2 separate regions of the Homo sapiens genome follow, and region 2 is linked to region 1. A link is a loop called in an ENCODE intact Hi-C map of the cell type or tissue named here. Cell type or tissue: IMR-90. All regions are shown on one strand.

Region 1 (8,000 bases):
ATGACTTTCTGGTTGATGGGGTAACATCTTTTACTCTGGTTCGGGTTTAAAAGAATCCAGGTGACAGAGACAGGATACCTGCCCTAATATGGTAGCCACTAGCCACGTGGCTATTAACCACCTGAAATATGGCTAGGGTGAGGAAGAGCTCAATTTTAAATTTTATTTAATTTTAGACTTTGATAACTTGATTTAGTTATTGGAAAGCTTATTTATATTTGGAAACATACTTGAGCTTACGCATCTACTTTTGAAACTAAGTGTTTTGAAATCCAAACGCAAATTAAGTATTTTGATGAAAATTTAGAATTGGGATATGTAAGTGCAAAGTAATCTTCAGATTTCAAAGAATGCAAAAAAAGTAGAATAGCCCATTAATTTTATGTTGATTCCATGTTCAGATGATAATATTTTAGATATATTGGGTTAAATGAATATGCTATTAATTCCACCTGTTTATTAGTGTGGCTACTAGAGAATTAAAAATTACATGTGTAGCTTGCATTATATACTTCATTGGACAGCTCAGGCCTGCATTACTCCTTTTCATCTATGAATTAATTTCTTTTCTTTTTTTCTTTCTTTTTTTTTTTTTTTTTTTGAGATAGAGTCTCTCTCTGTCTTCCAGGCTGGAGTGCAGTGACGCGATCTTGGCTCACTGCAACCTCCACCTCCCAGGTTCAAGCGATCCTCTTGTCTCAGCCTCCAGAGTAGCTGGGACTACAGGTGTGTGCCACCACGCCCGGCAGATTTTTTGTATTTTTAGTAGAGATGGGGTTTCCCCACGTTGGCCAGGCTGGTCTTGAACTCCTAAGCTCGGGTGATCCATCCGCCTTGGCCTCCCAAACTGCTGGGATTACAGGCATGAGCCACTGTGCCTAGCCCCATGGATTAATTTCAAAAGTGGTGACTGTATGAAATATTGTTATTTCATGTTTGTGTTTCTATTTTCCACTGCTGTGTTCCATGTGATGATTGGGGACCCCAAGTATTACATTATTACTGTTATATTAGGGAGATTAGTGTAAAAGTCCAGGGTTCTAGAACGGCTAGCAGGGGTGTCATGGGAAAATTGGGATACCCACATACCCGGCTATTGCTGCTTTTGTAAAAGGATCCTGAACATAGCAAAAGGTACCGGAAAACAATGTGTGGCAAAGTAACAATTGTGACACCTGGTGGCATTTTAGTGATTCTACTCATCTGTCACTCACTTCCATTTATTTTTTCTTTGCTTCATCTACTTTCTGTCCCCCTCCCCACCAAATCACGGCTCCACTCGTGGCATTTGGGCCCACAAGGCTGCTGACTCCTTTCCTCCAAAAAAAGTACAATGCTAACGTGAATAGAGGTAGTGCTGTCTTTGGGTTTTGTTTTGTCTAATGAGATTCAGAAATTGCACTGGAAGGAACTTAGGAGCTATTCGGTGCTATCCCTTTATTTTATAGATGACAAACTGCCAAACACCTCACCTAAGACCATATAGACAGAGACTGGAATTAAACATACTCTTGTTGATAACTGTTTAGAGGCTCCCTGAGAAATGGAGAGGTTCATCAATTAATCAATCAATCAAGTATCTGTTGAGCTAGCATTTTGTGGAAATGACCACTAAGTGTTGTGAAGGGACATGAGTAAAACAGTTTCTGACTTTTTTAGAAAGAGTCCTGTTGACTTGAGGAAATAAGATATAAACAGCACCAAATTAAATTGCAGTATACAACACAGCACTTAATGAGTGCAGTGCCACTGTGGCATGTGTTACTAGTTAGTAGAAATGTGTTCATTTTACAGATGTAGGAATAGAAGCTTCGAGAAGGGTGGAACCTGCAGGGAAGTGGAGTGTAATTGTGTTCCTGGAACAGCCCAAGGCTGTAGAATTGGAGGTCATTGCAAGTCTTTGGTATTGGCTCCTTTAGCTGTCCATTAAGGGAATTTGAAAATCTGAGACCCAGCATTTTCAAATGGCAGTGCTGTAGTAATAAGGCAATCATAGATTAATTGGAGACCATCAGGGTTTTTAGAGATGTTTAGCCAGGGGTGGATCATTCCGAAGTTAGCTGGCATATAAAACTGACTTGTGAGCAAACCATAAAATCTAAAATCCGGGGGGTGAGAGTGGTGAAATGTGATGTAGAGCAAAATCAGAAAGTAAATTAACTGTGGAGTATACAGTTGGACTAAAAATATTTGTGCTGAGTACATGTTTGAAGGGGAGAGGCCCATATAATGTAATATATGGGCCAGTCATGTATTTATAAATTTTTAGTCTCCTGGAGCCTTTTTGGACTAAACTCTTGGTCAACATGAGGAAGAAAGCTCAGTCTTCTCTTTGTTACCGTGTCCATAGGGTTTTTTTTTCGTCCACATGGACCTTATAAAGTTACATAGCATGAGATTAATTAGGGCCAGTGCTCAAAGTCAGTAAAATGATGACACCTCTTCTCTAATCACTCTCAGTTAATGCTTCTCTTTGAGAATTGGGGCTAACTTTGTATAGGGCGGTGGTCCTTGACATTTTCTTGCCTTTCTGCCTATTTCTTTTTCCATAAAAGAGAAAAAAATTCTGTAACCTGCCACCTCATCAATCTTTGGCACAAATTAGTTTTTAAAAACTCAGTATAGCAAAGTTTTGCAATAAAATGCAAGTATACATTCTGTGTACTTGTGACAAAGCAGTATTGGACATTTGAGCAACTTTTGCTGACAGTTTATAACATCTCAGTGTGGTCAAATTTGGCCATTTTATATAGTATCACTGAATTAGATGATAATTTTCAAATTGGAAAACAAATCACACTAGTTAAAAGACCAGTGGATTTAAATACACTAAACTATAGTTTAAAAGTATTTTCAAATATTCTGCTTGGCCAACAACTTACGGTGCCTTCAGTTATTTAATATATAATCAGATATTCAAAGGTTTAAAACAATATTTTCATCTTAGTTTATAAATATGAGGGATGTAGCATGTTTTTTGTGCTTTTATTTGTACTCCACATTGATTGATCGCTTGAGAAAAGGTCTTTGTCACCCAGGCTGGAGTGTAGTGGTGCAGTCATGGCAGCCTCAGCCTTTCATGTTCAAGCAATCCTCCCACCTCAGCCTCCAAAGTAGCTGGGACTACTGGCCCTGCTCATACTATTTTTTGTAGAGACAGGCTTCCACTATGTTGCCCAGGCTGGTCTTGAACTCCTGGATTCCAGCAATCCTCCTGCCTCAGCCTCCTAAGGCGCTGAGATTACAGGTGTGAGCCACCATGCCTGGCCTTGTACTCCACGTTATTTTAAAAGTTCTTTGGTGTGCCAGTTTTCTATAAGTGCCTGGTTTTGTAGATAATATTTGGTATATGCGTTATGAAGAAATTGTTCCTAGTTGTATCATTTTTAACATAGAAGAAGTAGTTTAAAATCAGTTTGGGTCCTGGAAGAAAGCATTTTACATCACTGTTTTCTCTCTTCCTTAGTATGCAGTTATTTTTTCTTACTGTAGCATGAGTACCTGTAGTCACTTGTTTATAAATTTAGACAGTTCAGTTCTTAGACGAAACATGTTGAAGAAGAAATATTTCTGATGGATTTAAATTTTCAAAAATGCACGTTTATAAACATTTTCAAGAAAAAGCAAGACACATTTTTGAAACATTTATTTTAAAAATACCATTTTGAAAACCCATATTTTTCTTCCTTGAAACTGCTTTAGAATCTGAGAGAATATTAATTTAAGTAACCATTCACAGAATAATGACAATTTGCTGCTTGTTATTAGGGATGCTTGGCTTCTTTTTTTTTCTAATTTAGGTAAAAAAATGAAATGAGAGAAAAATAAGGAGAAAAAGGAAGTATCTTTTACTTTACCAAAAATGTTTAGTTGTTGCATGGGTTTTGGTGATGGCTAGTAGAGTGAATTTCAACTTTGCAGTACACTTCCTTCGTCTTTATACTTCATATTTAGACATTGAATCACACTAATATTTTGGTGAAGAACAGTCTAATAACTACAAATATGTCAGGATTATTTATTTGTCTCCATACTTACCCAACCTTCAGTGTTTCAGGGTAAGTATTCAGTTTTCCAAAGCTGACAGAATTGTGGTCAAGAAATATTAGTTGATAATCTTATCCTTTTTCGTGGAACAGCTATCTAAAATTTTACTCTAAAATAATCACAGTATCTTTGTTCACGTAGCAGATGTTTATAATTCGGGTAAAAATGTGCAACTATTTCCAAGAACCTTAGGTTATGGGATCCAACTGTGATTTTTTTTTTTTCTTTAATCTTCGTTGCCCTCTCGTGTTTCAACTCTGTATTACAGTTGGCTAAGACCTAGATGATGACCTCCTTAATTTTTAGATATTTTTGCATTTTAGGCAATGTTGTTTTTAATTTGTGTGTAGGTGGATTGTTTCATTGGATGTTGCTTTTCTGAAGATAAGGTCATTTTCATAGTACGTAAAGTTAATAGTTGAGTTAGATTCACTGTACTTTTATTTTCTGACTTCTGCTGATCTAAAGAATTGATTCATCTACCTGACTTATTTGAAGTACAGTGCTAATATCTAATATGCATATAATGAGTCTTTGAAATTGAGCAAATGCCTAATGAAAACATAATTATTTTTCAAATATCTGTCAAGTTCCACTCATATTGAAATAACTTGAAACCTTATGACATGGAAAAAACCCAAGTGAATCATGGTTTTAATAAGTTGATATTCTGATGCCTGAATTCCAATTTCAGAATCTTTTGTACTTTTTATTAAAAGGAAGAATCATCCCTAAAATGACTTCAGAGTACGTCTCAAAGGTACAGATAATTTAAAAGCAAGTGATGTGTATATGTTATTATTACTTTTTAAAAAGGTATTCTGAAGGTTGTCAGTATCACCATAGGTATAGAATTGACATAAACTATAGTGAAAAATATCAATGTTACTAATTTGAGTACATTCTTAGCACTCAGAGCAAGAGGAATGAAAGTCATTTTTGCTAATGTGCATTTTTCTTCTTAATTATAAAGCCCCACTAGCTTCTGCTTCATGATCTCAGTTACTGAGAAAACTAAAACAAAAAGTAAATGTTTTTAGAAATCCTTTTGTTTGTGTAAACTGAATATCCAGTTGATGGAGTTGGACAGCTAGGGTAGGGTAGAGAAAACAAAGCACTGTGTTCACTCATTTGACATGGTTCTGGACATGGGTTCGCCATAACTTAGCAATATATGATCTCTGGCAAATCACCTAAGTTTTTTTTTTTTTTTTCTGCCTATAAAATGGGGTAATAATATCTAATCTATTTCCAGAATCCTTTTTTGATGAATTAATGAATAATTCATTGCCAGCCCCATAGCGTCTTGTGAAAACCAAATGAGAAAACATATAGAGCAGTTTTGAATGTTTGGCAGATATGAAGTATTATTGTCATGTTTGGTTATGAGCACTTTGAAGACAGGAATCATGTCTTAGTTATCTTTATTTCCTGAACATCTAGAAGAGGGCTTTAGAACGTAGTAGTTCCTCGGTATATATATGAAAAATCAATGATTGAGGTCAGGGAGGCACAGTCAGTGAATCCATGCATGGAAGAGATAAGCTGTGAAATATGCTGGAAGCTTACTGCATATTTGATGTATTAGAGTGAAAACCTAATCATGCAGTTGTTCATCCTCATTAATATGGATAAGTCATGTGTTCATCTTTCATTCTAATTTAATTCAACTGGGCCTTTTAATATTTCAGCCTCACCACTTGCTGGGCTCTGATCCTTCTTTTTCTTCTGCCTCCTCACGTCTCCAACCAGAAGGTGATCTTTTAGTCCTTCACTTCATGGGGAGCCTTCAGAGAGAGTAATGCAGCCACCAGAAAGGATGCCGTTGACCGACACAGTGACTGACAGGCTGCCCTGGCTCAGTTATCACAGTGCTGATGCTGTCTATTCTAAAGGTACAGTACTGTGATAACTGAAGGATGGCAGCCATCTTACCTTCCATCAGAGGAGCCTCACCGTACCCAGGAAGAAAGAAGGTGAAAGAGGAATGTGAAACAGGTGGCTGGGACCCAGAAACCCTCTTACCCTGCACCTCTGTCATACTTCTCCCGGGGCATAGGGAGAGTTATTCTGCTTCTCTTTGCCTTGTTTTGTAACATGGGGTAGTTGTTGGTGCAGCCATGTTGTGCTGAGTGAACATATATTAAGATCTTTGGAACCTTTAGGAGACTGAAAATAGGTAAGTATGAATTAGTATTTCTGGAATGGTATTCAGAGAACTTCGTACCATTTTTATAAATGTGAAAGGTAACCTAATTAGAACAGCTTGGCACTTGTCAGTACACTACTAGATTTCAAAATCAGATTCTACTTACAGGGAGAAAAAAAAAGCCCAATATGTTGAACAGTATTGAAATTGTTGCATAAATAAAAGTCCATCATTGTAGACCAGCTTACTGAAGTGAAGAAAGAAAAAAAGTATATCTTTGTCTTGAAGGAGTAGATAGTGACATGTCATGTTTCTTTCAGGATATTTAGGATCTGGCCTAATTCAAAAGAATATTTACTGAATGCCTATGTTATTGCTGCTGCTGTCACATTTACATGAAAATAAAATGTAAATTATTTTATTTCTATCAAATAAGGACTAGTCTGCAGTGATATCTGGCACATATCGATTTCAGGAATACGAAGCTGTAAACACCAAGCCAGCATCACGTGCATGAAAGACTAGGAAATTTTTTTTTTGTTGCCCACACGGGAGTGCAGTGGCATGATCATAGCTTACTTCAACCTTGATCTCCCAGGCTCAAGCAATCCTCCCACCTCAACCTCCCGAGTCTGAGACTACAGGCTCAGGCCACCCACCTGCAAATTTTTAGTAGAGACAGGAGTTCACTATGTTGCCAAGGCTGGTCTTGACCTCCTGAGCTTAATTGATTCTCCCACCTCAGCCTCCCAAAGTGCTGGGATTACAGGCATGAGCCACTATACCCAGCCAGGATTAGGAAATTTAACAGCACACATCTTCAACCTCCATCTTACTCTAGAGAGTACTGCTGGGGGTGAAAGGTGGTTATTGGAGAACCCAGGATTCTGCCAATGCCAATCTCTGCCAATTATCCCTCTTCCCTGTAGACTCCTAAGGACACTGTACACATGTAACAATAGCAAATAAGAAACAAAGTGCATGACTTGATTATGTGTTAGATCTTAGATCACAGTACTGTGCAAGGAAGGCTCAGGTAATTTCATGGAACGTGTTTTAGGCTCAGAGCCTAATCGGGTATATTACCTCATCCTAGGCTCATGTCTGTATCTGGGAGCCTGTGGATGTCTGACTGGTGTAGGAACCCAAAGCAGTGACCCATATGCTTGAGCAAAGAGAACAGAGATGGCTGAGGTTAGGCTGTAATTTGAACCTACCTACCACAGAGAGAAGAGGGGCCAGGGAGAGAAAAACCATTTGTGACTTTTTTTTTTTTTTTTTTTTTTAAAGAAAGAGTCTCAGTCTGCGGTCAGGCTGGAGTGCAGTAGCTCAGTCTTGGTTCACTGCAACCTCTGCCTCCCGGGGTCAAGTGATCCTTATGCCTCAGCCTGCCGAGTAGCTGGGATTACAGGTGTGCACCACCATGCCCATGTAATTTTGTATTTTTGGTAGAGATGGTGTTTCACCATGTTGCCCAAACTGGTTTCAAACTCCTGTCCTCAAGTGATTCTCCTACCCTCAGCCTCCCAAAGTGCTGAGATTACAGGCATTGAGCCACTGCACCCGGCCTCGTGTGACTTTTTAACATACTGTGAACCTTACCTACTATCAGCCCTGCCAACTGCATGTCTTAGATATGGGTCAGGTGTATTATCAGGTCCTCCACTGGGACACAATGGGGAAGAAAGGGAACTGAAAGGGAGTAGGCCTCGTACAGAGAGGTTCTTTCTTATCCTTCATTGTGCCAGTCCTCAGACATTGATGGTCACTGTGTTCCTTTGCTGGTGATTGCAGTTCCCTTTAG
Region 2 (8,000 bases), 890 kb before region 1:
TGGAAGTTAGAATTTGGACAGTGGAAGTTAGACACAGAAGAGAATTCCTGCTTCTCTCTTGGCTTACACCCTAAGGGCCCAAGACATGCTTAGGGTTGCCTCTAAATTCCAAAGGTAAAAAATGTTCCATGCCCGGTGGAGGTGGCCTGAGAGCTAGTCTCTGAGACCCACTGCAGATAGGGGGCTATGAAATGATGATGACTAAGCTAAATTATGATTTGTTATCATTTACTGAAAACCACCTATGAGTCAGACGTTTTGCTAAGTGCTTTCCATTCACCAACTCACTTAATTTCCACCATAGTCTTAAAAGGTAGATATTACTATTACCATCATTTAACAGATGCAGAGCCTTCCTATCAACGTGGTTGAGTGAAAAGCAGGAGTCAAAGTGTAGTTTGCCTGACTATAAAACTGGTGGGTTTATTTTTATTTTTATATTTTTATTTTTTTGAGACCAAGTTTTGCTCTTGTGACCCAGGTTGGAGTGCAATGGCATGATCTTGGCTCACTGAAACCTCCATCTCTGGGTTCAAGCAATTTTCCCTCCTCAGCCACCAGAGCAGCTGGGATTACAGGCACACACCACCATGCCTGGCTAATTTTTGTATTTTTTCAGTAGAGATGGGGATTCAGCATGTTGACCACGCTGATCTCAAACTCCTGACCTCAGGTGATCCACCCACCTCAGCCTCCCAAAGTGCTGGGATTACAGGCATGAGCCATCGCGCCTGGCCTAATTATACATTAATGTTAGGAATTCACTTTCTTTTTATGATGGAGAAGGCATTAGGTAGGAAAGCTAGTTTAAATGTTTTGACTGTGCCACAACAATTAAGGGTTAATTTGGTGTAAAGTGCTAAGTTGAGGAGGACTTCCTGAAGCTAATGGGGTGGTATCAAAAGTGATCAGTAAGTGATTCCCTAGGACAATGGTTCTCAAACTTTAGCGGGCCTCACAATCACCTGGAAGGCTTACTGAAACATGAACTGCAGGGTCCTACAATCAGGGTTCAAAATTTAATAGGTCTGGGGTAGAGCTAATCATTTTCATTTTTAACAAGTTCTCTAGTAATGCTAATATTCTGACGTGCGGACTACACTTTGAAAACACTGTCCTAAGAAAAGAAGGTCCCTTAGGAGAATCTCAGTAGACACGAGTGAAACCCACAGGTTTCAGCCATCGTTTTCCCTAAAGGGATATTCATCCTCCATTGCCAAACCTTAGAGTATCGGGATTTGTTTCCTCACAGTGGGATTCAAACCAAGCCCTAGAATTATACTTGGAATTTTTATGGCTAAAAAGGAGAAAATGAAACAGGCATTCTGCATCAAGTAGGAGGAAGAACATTGGGATCTATATATGGGGTAAAACAGGTAAAACAGGTAAAAGGTGAAAGAGCCTTTGGAGAGGTCAATTTAAAGCAATCATATTACCTCATTTCCGCATGGATTTTTACAGTTTTCAAAACACTTTGGCCTGCATCACCATTTTTCAAGTAGTTGTGGAGCACAGACTATTCACTCAGCAGTATGCTCAGAGTTTTAGGGAATAAAAAACAGAATGACTCTCATCATAAACTGCCTTAAATCAACTCAGGAGACAATGACTTACTTCCAGACCCTTCAGAACTATTGAAGTCCTGACGAGAGGTGACACTTTTTTTACTGGATCAAAAACAAACAAAAAGAATGCATAAATTTCCAAACTCAAACTAAAAAAATAGGAAAGCCAAATCTTATTCTTGGCCACTTCTACATTACTTTTGTATCATCCCTTCTCTTGTCCCTTTCTCTCATCCCCTTTTCAGAAATAACGTGTATTAGTATAAAGAAATTTTCACTGGCACATGGAAAGGAAAAAGGTTAAGCCTTTCTCATGCTAGATCACACAATTCTGAATGTGACAACGTATCTGAAAGGAGATGTTCTCATAATCCCTCACTGCAACCATTATATGCAAGAACAAAGGTAAGGAGAGAGAAAAGTAAAGTTAACTCAGTAGGGAATAACATTTTTGATGTGGAGACTTGAAGAGTTGACAGCAGACCAGGAAGAGAGATGCTATTTGCGTGACGGTCCCTTGTTAAACATAGTGAATGGGCATTTGGGATTGAGTATAATTCCACTAAAAAGGAGGAAAGATAAACACAACCTTCTTATCCAAGACTATAGAAGATTTCCAGACGGTTTAAAGAAATGTATTTCTTACCTAGGACACAGAAAAACTTCATGCTGATCATTATAGTTCCTAATAGCTCTGTAATATTGTGGTGAATGTGGCTGGTGTTTGCCCACATTCCCTTTTCTGGTTGTACCATCTCCCATTTGCTGTGACTTTTGGAGATAACAACAAACAGCTCACCCCTATTCCAGAGAATCGCCCTGAACCAGATGGAAGCCACTTTGCCTGGGTGGATACACCACTTTCCCTCCCTTCTCCAGGGTTGACTCAGCCAATGACCTCCTGGCATGGGATACACAAGGCCAGCCTCTTTTTCTCTATGTACGACTAGTTCTGTTGTGTAATTTGTGCTCCAGTGTCCTGTAGGATCAGACTGAAGCTAGTCCCTCCTGAGACCACATTCTTGCTTGGCGTTTTCCCCATCCTATTCTGCTTCCCTCACTCCCCTATTGAGCACATCCCCAATAAGTGACTTAAACAAGGATCCCTAACCTGAATGGAACCCAATCTATGACCACTGATACAAGAAGCACTTCTAAGAGACAGACTGTAAAGATGGGGATCCTGGAGTTGGATCATTTTCCAGCTGGATGATAATGAGAACCCTATTGCTGGTGATAGGTGGAATGTTGATAGTCCTTGGAATGCTGGTGCATTTTACTGGCTTTCACCTATGCTGTCCTGTGATGGGATACAGGTGGAAGCGGTGCAATAGCTGCGACAATACTCTGGGTGTTTTAGAGATATGAAGAAATAACAACTATAAGAATGTGGAATTGGTTGGCTACTGCTCAGCACCAGTGATTGAAGAGAGAAAATGACAGGTTCAAGTCTATTAATCAACAAAGTAAATTAGCAAAGTGAGAGTAACAGGAACTCCTAGGCACTATTTAAATAAAACTTCCACTTCTGCACCTGGATGGCAGCCACGGTTGAAGAACAAGAGAAAACAAAATTAATTGTTAGCAGTGCATCAGAGAAAGCTGGATCTCAGTCTAGGCAGGTCTCTTACACAAACTTAGAGCCCTGAAGGGAGTGGGGCCCTGATGCTTGGATGGGGATATCTGTATCGACACAGTTAAGAATCTCAAATCTTGGGTTATCCTGAGTCCTATGCACCTGAAAATGTGACCAATTATCTCTTATTGGAAGACAGAGCTACACACACACACACACGTTTGAAGTTATACAAAGGTATCAAGTGAGGCAGGTATCTTAGATAACATTTCTTTACCTTCTCAGGACTTGCTCCACTTCCTCTCTTGGTTCATAATTAGAGTAAAATCTCAGCATAACCTGATCAAAAGTGTTGGGACAGGTAAAGCAGAAAAGAAATTATATGCCTAAAAACATCAAGACATGGATAACATGTTACCATCAGGAACTGGAAGTGGTTCCTCAGGGGGTTAAATCAAGAGAAGATAGGCTATACAGCTGTGTTAGGGAGTGTTTTGCAATATAGTGGCACTTTCCAGTGACACAGGATTTAATGCCCTGGCAAGAGCCCCAGTGATTGCTGTAATCAGCTGATACAATTAACTTTGAAAGCCTGAGAAAAGGAAAGGCCTACAGTAAACAAAATAGAGATGCCAGAATTGCTGTAGCAAATGATGGAGGAAGGGCTTAAAAGGCTCACAGAAGCAACATGCAAGCAATGGGTCCGTTCTATGAGACAGAAAACCCTGTACCGACCATATTCCTTAGGGAGGCCCATAAGACATGCCCAAGGCAATAAGGTCAGAAGGACCCCTGGGAATAATGATGTGAGATATTGTTATGGTAGTGGGTTCCCTAATAGCAATGGAGATGATAGGATCTGAGAAGAGCAGAGGCTAGGTGGCAGCATGTACCCAATAGAAGAGCGGTGGACAGAAGGCTATAATCCACAGCAAGTTCAGAATGAGTCAGCAAGGCATGACCCACAGAATTTATGGAAAGGGCTCATAGAACATTTTGTCCCTAGGGGCAAGATAGATAGGCAGCCAATAAGGGTATTTGAATATGAATATTCAAAAGAGATACGTGACGGCAGAGTAGAAGTTTGAGGTCAGCTATGCTCAGTGAAAAGCCTTATTTCCATGCTCAGCTTTTAGGCCTGAGCCAGTTCTGTGACCCAAAACACATCAACTGAAAAACAAGAAAGATGTTGCAACACCATCGATCAATCCGTAAATTACTCAGATATTTCCAAACACGTGAATACAGATTGATGCTGATAGCCAAAGATCCCAAACACCATCATTGCCTGTGATAGTTAATACTGAGTCCAACTTGATCGGATTGAAGGATACAAAGTATTGACCCTGGGTGTGTCTGTGAGGGTGTTGCCAAAGGAATTAACATTTGAGTCAGTGGGCTGGGAAAGGCTGACCCAATCTTAATTGGATGGGCACCATCTAATCAGCTGCCAGTGAATATAAAACAGACAGAAAAACGTGAAAAGGAGAGACTGGTCTAGCCTCTCAGCCTCTATCTTTCTCCCATGCTGGATACTTCCTGCCCTTGAACATCAGACTCCAAGTTCTTCAGTTTTGAGACTCAGACTGGCTATCCTTGCTCCTCAAGCTTGCAGGCATCCTATTGTGGGACCTTGTGATCATGTAAGTTAATACATAATAAGCTCTCATATATATAATATATATATGATTCTAGAGAACCCTGACTAATACATTACCCTCCTGCTAAGAGTAGAGGTATATGGAAGTCAACTAGCAACCGGAGTCCAAACCATGTCTGTCTCACAATGGGTACGGGTGGGCCTTTGCACAATTTCCAAATGTACAATTGGGATGGGCATACTTAGCAGTTGGCAGAACCCTTTGTTCATTGAATTGTAAAGTTATAGCTGTTGTTGTAGCAAAGGCCCAGAGAATGATCCTGGATATGCCAGTAAGACACTTCCACGAGGATAATGAATTTATAAATATATATGATTATATATATTTATGTATATGTATGCATATATTATATATAGTATATATATTTATGTATATGTATTCATATATATTATATATAGTATATATATTGCATCTGTATTAGTTTCCTATGGCTGCTATAACAAAGTACACAAACTAAGTGGCTTTAAACAACAGAAGTTTATTTCACAGTTCTGGAGGCTAGAAATCTAAAAATAAGGTGTCAGCAGGTCTATGCTCCCTCCAAAGTCTTAGAAGGAGGATTCTTCCTCATCTCTTCCATCTTCTGGTAGCCCCCAGGCAATCCATCACTTGTGGCAGCATAACTCCAATCTCTGCCTCCAGATTTACATAACTGTCTTCCCTCTGTGTCTATAGCTGTGTCTAAATTTCCCTTTTCTGATAAAGATACCAGTCATACTGGGAAAGGGTCCACCCTATTCCAGTATGACCTCATCTTAACTAATAATATCTGCATCCACCCTATTTCTAAACAAGGTCACATTCATAGATACCAGGGGATAGGACTTCAATATATCCTTTGGGGATATAATTCAACCCATAACAGCATCTCAAGGAAATGGCAAAAATTAGTGCCACCCTCCAAGTCTTCAAGGAGACAGGAATGGTGGTCCCTAATGGGGTCCTATTTAATACACGAGCCGAGCCTGGCCTTGCAAAAACTGTGGACCACCTGTTAACCAAGAGTCACCAAGCACACCAAAAGTATGTCGCCACTGAACTGGCAAATGTTTTCTTTTTCATTTTTATCAGAAAGAAGGATCGGAAGAAGTTCTCATTCACATAAACAGATAATAGTGTATATCCACAGTCTTGCCCCAGGGCTGTGTTAATTCTCCTGCTCTTTGTCATAACATTGTCAGCACAGCCTTGAGTCATCTGGACATTCTGCAGAACATCACACTGGTCCACTATATTGAGGATGTCATGTTAACCGTGCCTGATGTGCAAAAAGTGGCAAGTATTCTGGATGCTTTGGAAAGAAACGTGTGTTCTAGAGGAAGATTCAAGAGGCTGCCCCATAGGTAAACATCTTAGGGTCCGAGTGTTCTGAGCATCCTGGGATATGTATTCCAAAGTAAAGGGCAAATTACTATCTTGCCTCCTAGCTTTGAAAGAGAATCACAATGTTCAGCAGACCTCTTTGATGTTGAGGTGCAACATATAATACACTTGAGACTACTGTTATGATCTATTTGCCAAACGATGCAAAGAGGTGTAACTTTTGAGAGGAGCCCCAGGCAACAAATGGGTCTGCATAAGGTCCAGGACTCTTGCTTGCACCACATCACCTATAGTACTGGAATTAATTGTAGTAGCAAAATGTGTTTTATACAGTGCACACTTCTAGGGTTCCAGGGCAAGGCTATGACATCTACAGTACAGGACTATGAACTATTGATAAACAATTCCTGGCATACCATTGGGCCCCAGTAGAAAATGAGTAACAAACCATGGAAACTCAAATGACATCAAGTGACCACGTGACCAGAACTGCTCTCACCAGCTGAAGATAGTGATGTGCTAGAGACAGTTCATACCATCACATCTCTTCCTAACTCCACATTCTGACATCAGTTTGGCACTTGAAATCAGCCATAGTAGACATATTTATGCCATAGAAGCCACCAAATGCTACAAGCCAAGGCAGTATTTTTCAGAAGTAATCATTTACTAGCACACCACAGATACCAATAGATCCAACAAATCATAAAATCAGGTGACCCCAGCAGCAATCAACCATAACATGGATAGGATGTGCCCAGGGTCAAACTTGAGCAGGTGTAAGAAGGTATAAGAAAGATACACAAACATATGTCACAAACCCGCATGCTTTCTGTCACTGTTATAATGCTTCTCCCCTATTTCACACCTATGAATTCATGAAGGGTTTCCTGTGACCTGTTGATGAGGGAGAAAAAGCCCAAGATTAGTACATGGATGGATCAACTCAGTGTGTGGGTGTAAGATGAAAATGAATTGCTGTTGTACCACAGAGTAGCACTGAAAAACAGTAGTTAGGGAAAGAAGAAAAGTGGCATAAAACTGGGATATAAGGACTAATGACTTACCTAGCTGACTGGTTACAGCCTTGAAATAAACAAGATTGGAAGACCAGGTATGAAAAGGTCTGGGTAAGAGGCATATGGATGAACCTATGAGAGTGGGCACAAAGTGCAGGGATTGTTCTATTGTACATTTGTGCCTACCAGACAGAATCCACTGCAGAAGAATCCTACAGAACCCCAAGGATGACTGGGCCAGATATGTCAGCAAATCTCTATACTTGACCACCTTAATGCCTAGAAAGTGGTCTTACATACAGTGTAGCCACAGTGATAGAGACAGAGTCTATGAATGGACCTAACGGCATAGGCTCCATCTCTTCAAAGCTGATTTAGTAACTGCTGTTGATGAATGTTGGACCTCCTTGCAACAGAAAGCAAAGTTGAGACCATCTCTCAAGGAGACCAACCTGCCATTCGGTGGCAAGTTGATTCCATAAGGACCCTTTCACCCAGGGAAAGGTTATGTTTACTGTAGCCGGAATTAACGTGTATTCTTGGTCTGGGTTTGCCTTTCCTGCCTACAGTGTCTCAGCCAGTTCACTATCCAAAAACTCAAAGCATATGACAACCAAATTGGAATCTACAAAATATTTACTCAGGCCAAGAGATCACTTTACAGCAAAGGATGTGTGATGTAGAGGAAATAGCCAGGGAGTGCACTAATCCTATGACCACCACACCATCCAGAAGCTGCCAGCAATAGAAAAATATGTAATGGACTCAAATTTGCCACTGAGGTGCTAGTGGGAAAATGACACTCTATAGCATGGAACCCTATACTTTAGGATGAGGAATACACTTTAAACCAATA

Evidence for each region. A loop is a pair of places that touch in the nucleus more often than their neighbours do. Peaks named below come from ENCODE experiments on the same cell type or tissue, not always from the same donor. Only the 100,000 strongest peaks of a DNase experiment are listed, where the experiment ranks them.
Region 2: a loop joins it to region 1, with 3 times the contacts of the local background. A loop is called at or near these places in 3 of 110 quality-filtered maps.

Annotation. Positions count from the first base shown.
Region 1 is chr1:65,056,406-65,064,405 of GRCh38, reverse strand. MIR3671 (microRNA 3671) reads left to right here and starts at 6,564; the gene lies at 6,564-6,651. It overlaps MIR101-1 (microRNA 101-1), which reads left to right and starts at 5,898; the gene lies at 5,898-5,972. It also overlaps a transcript of JAK1 not described here. In IMR-90, a CTCF peak has its summit at 4,304 (motif pointing left); a DNase peak (open chromatin) is centred at 4,255.
Region 2 is chr1:65,945,136-65,953,135 of GRCh38, reverse strand. The region is part of intron 3 of PDE4B (phosphodiesterase 4B); the gene reads right to left. Among named protein-coding and RNA genes, the nearest start is that of PDE4B-AS1, 100 kb to the left of the region's middle. In IMR-90, a CTCF peak has its summit at 4,024; DNase peaks (open chromatin) are centred at 245 and 4,055.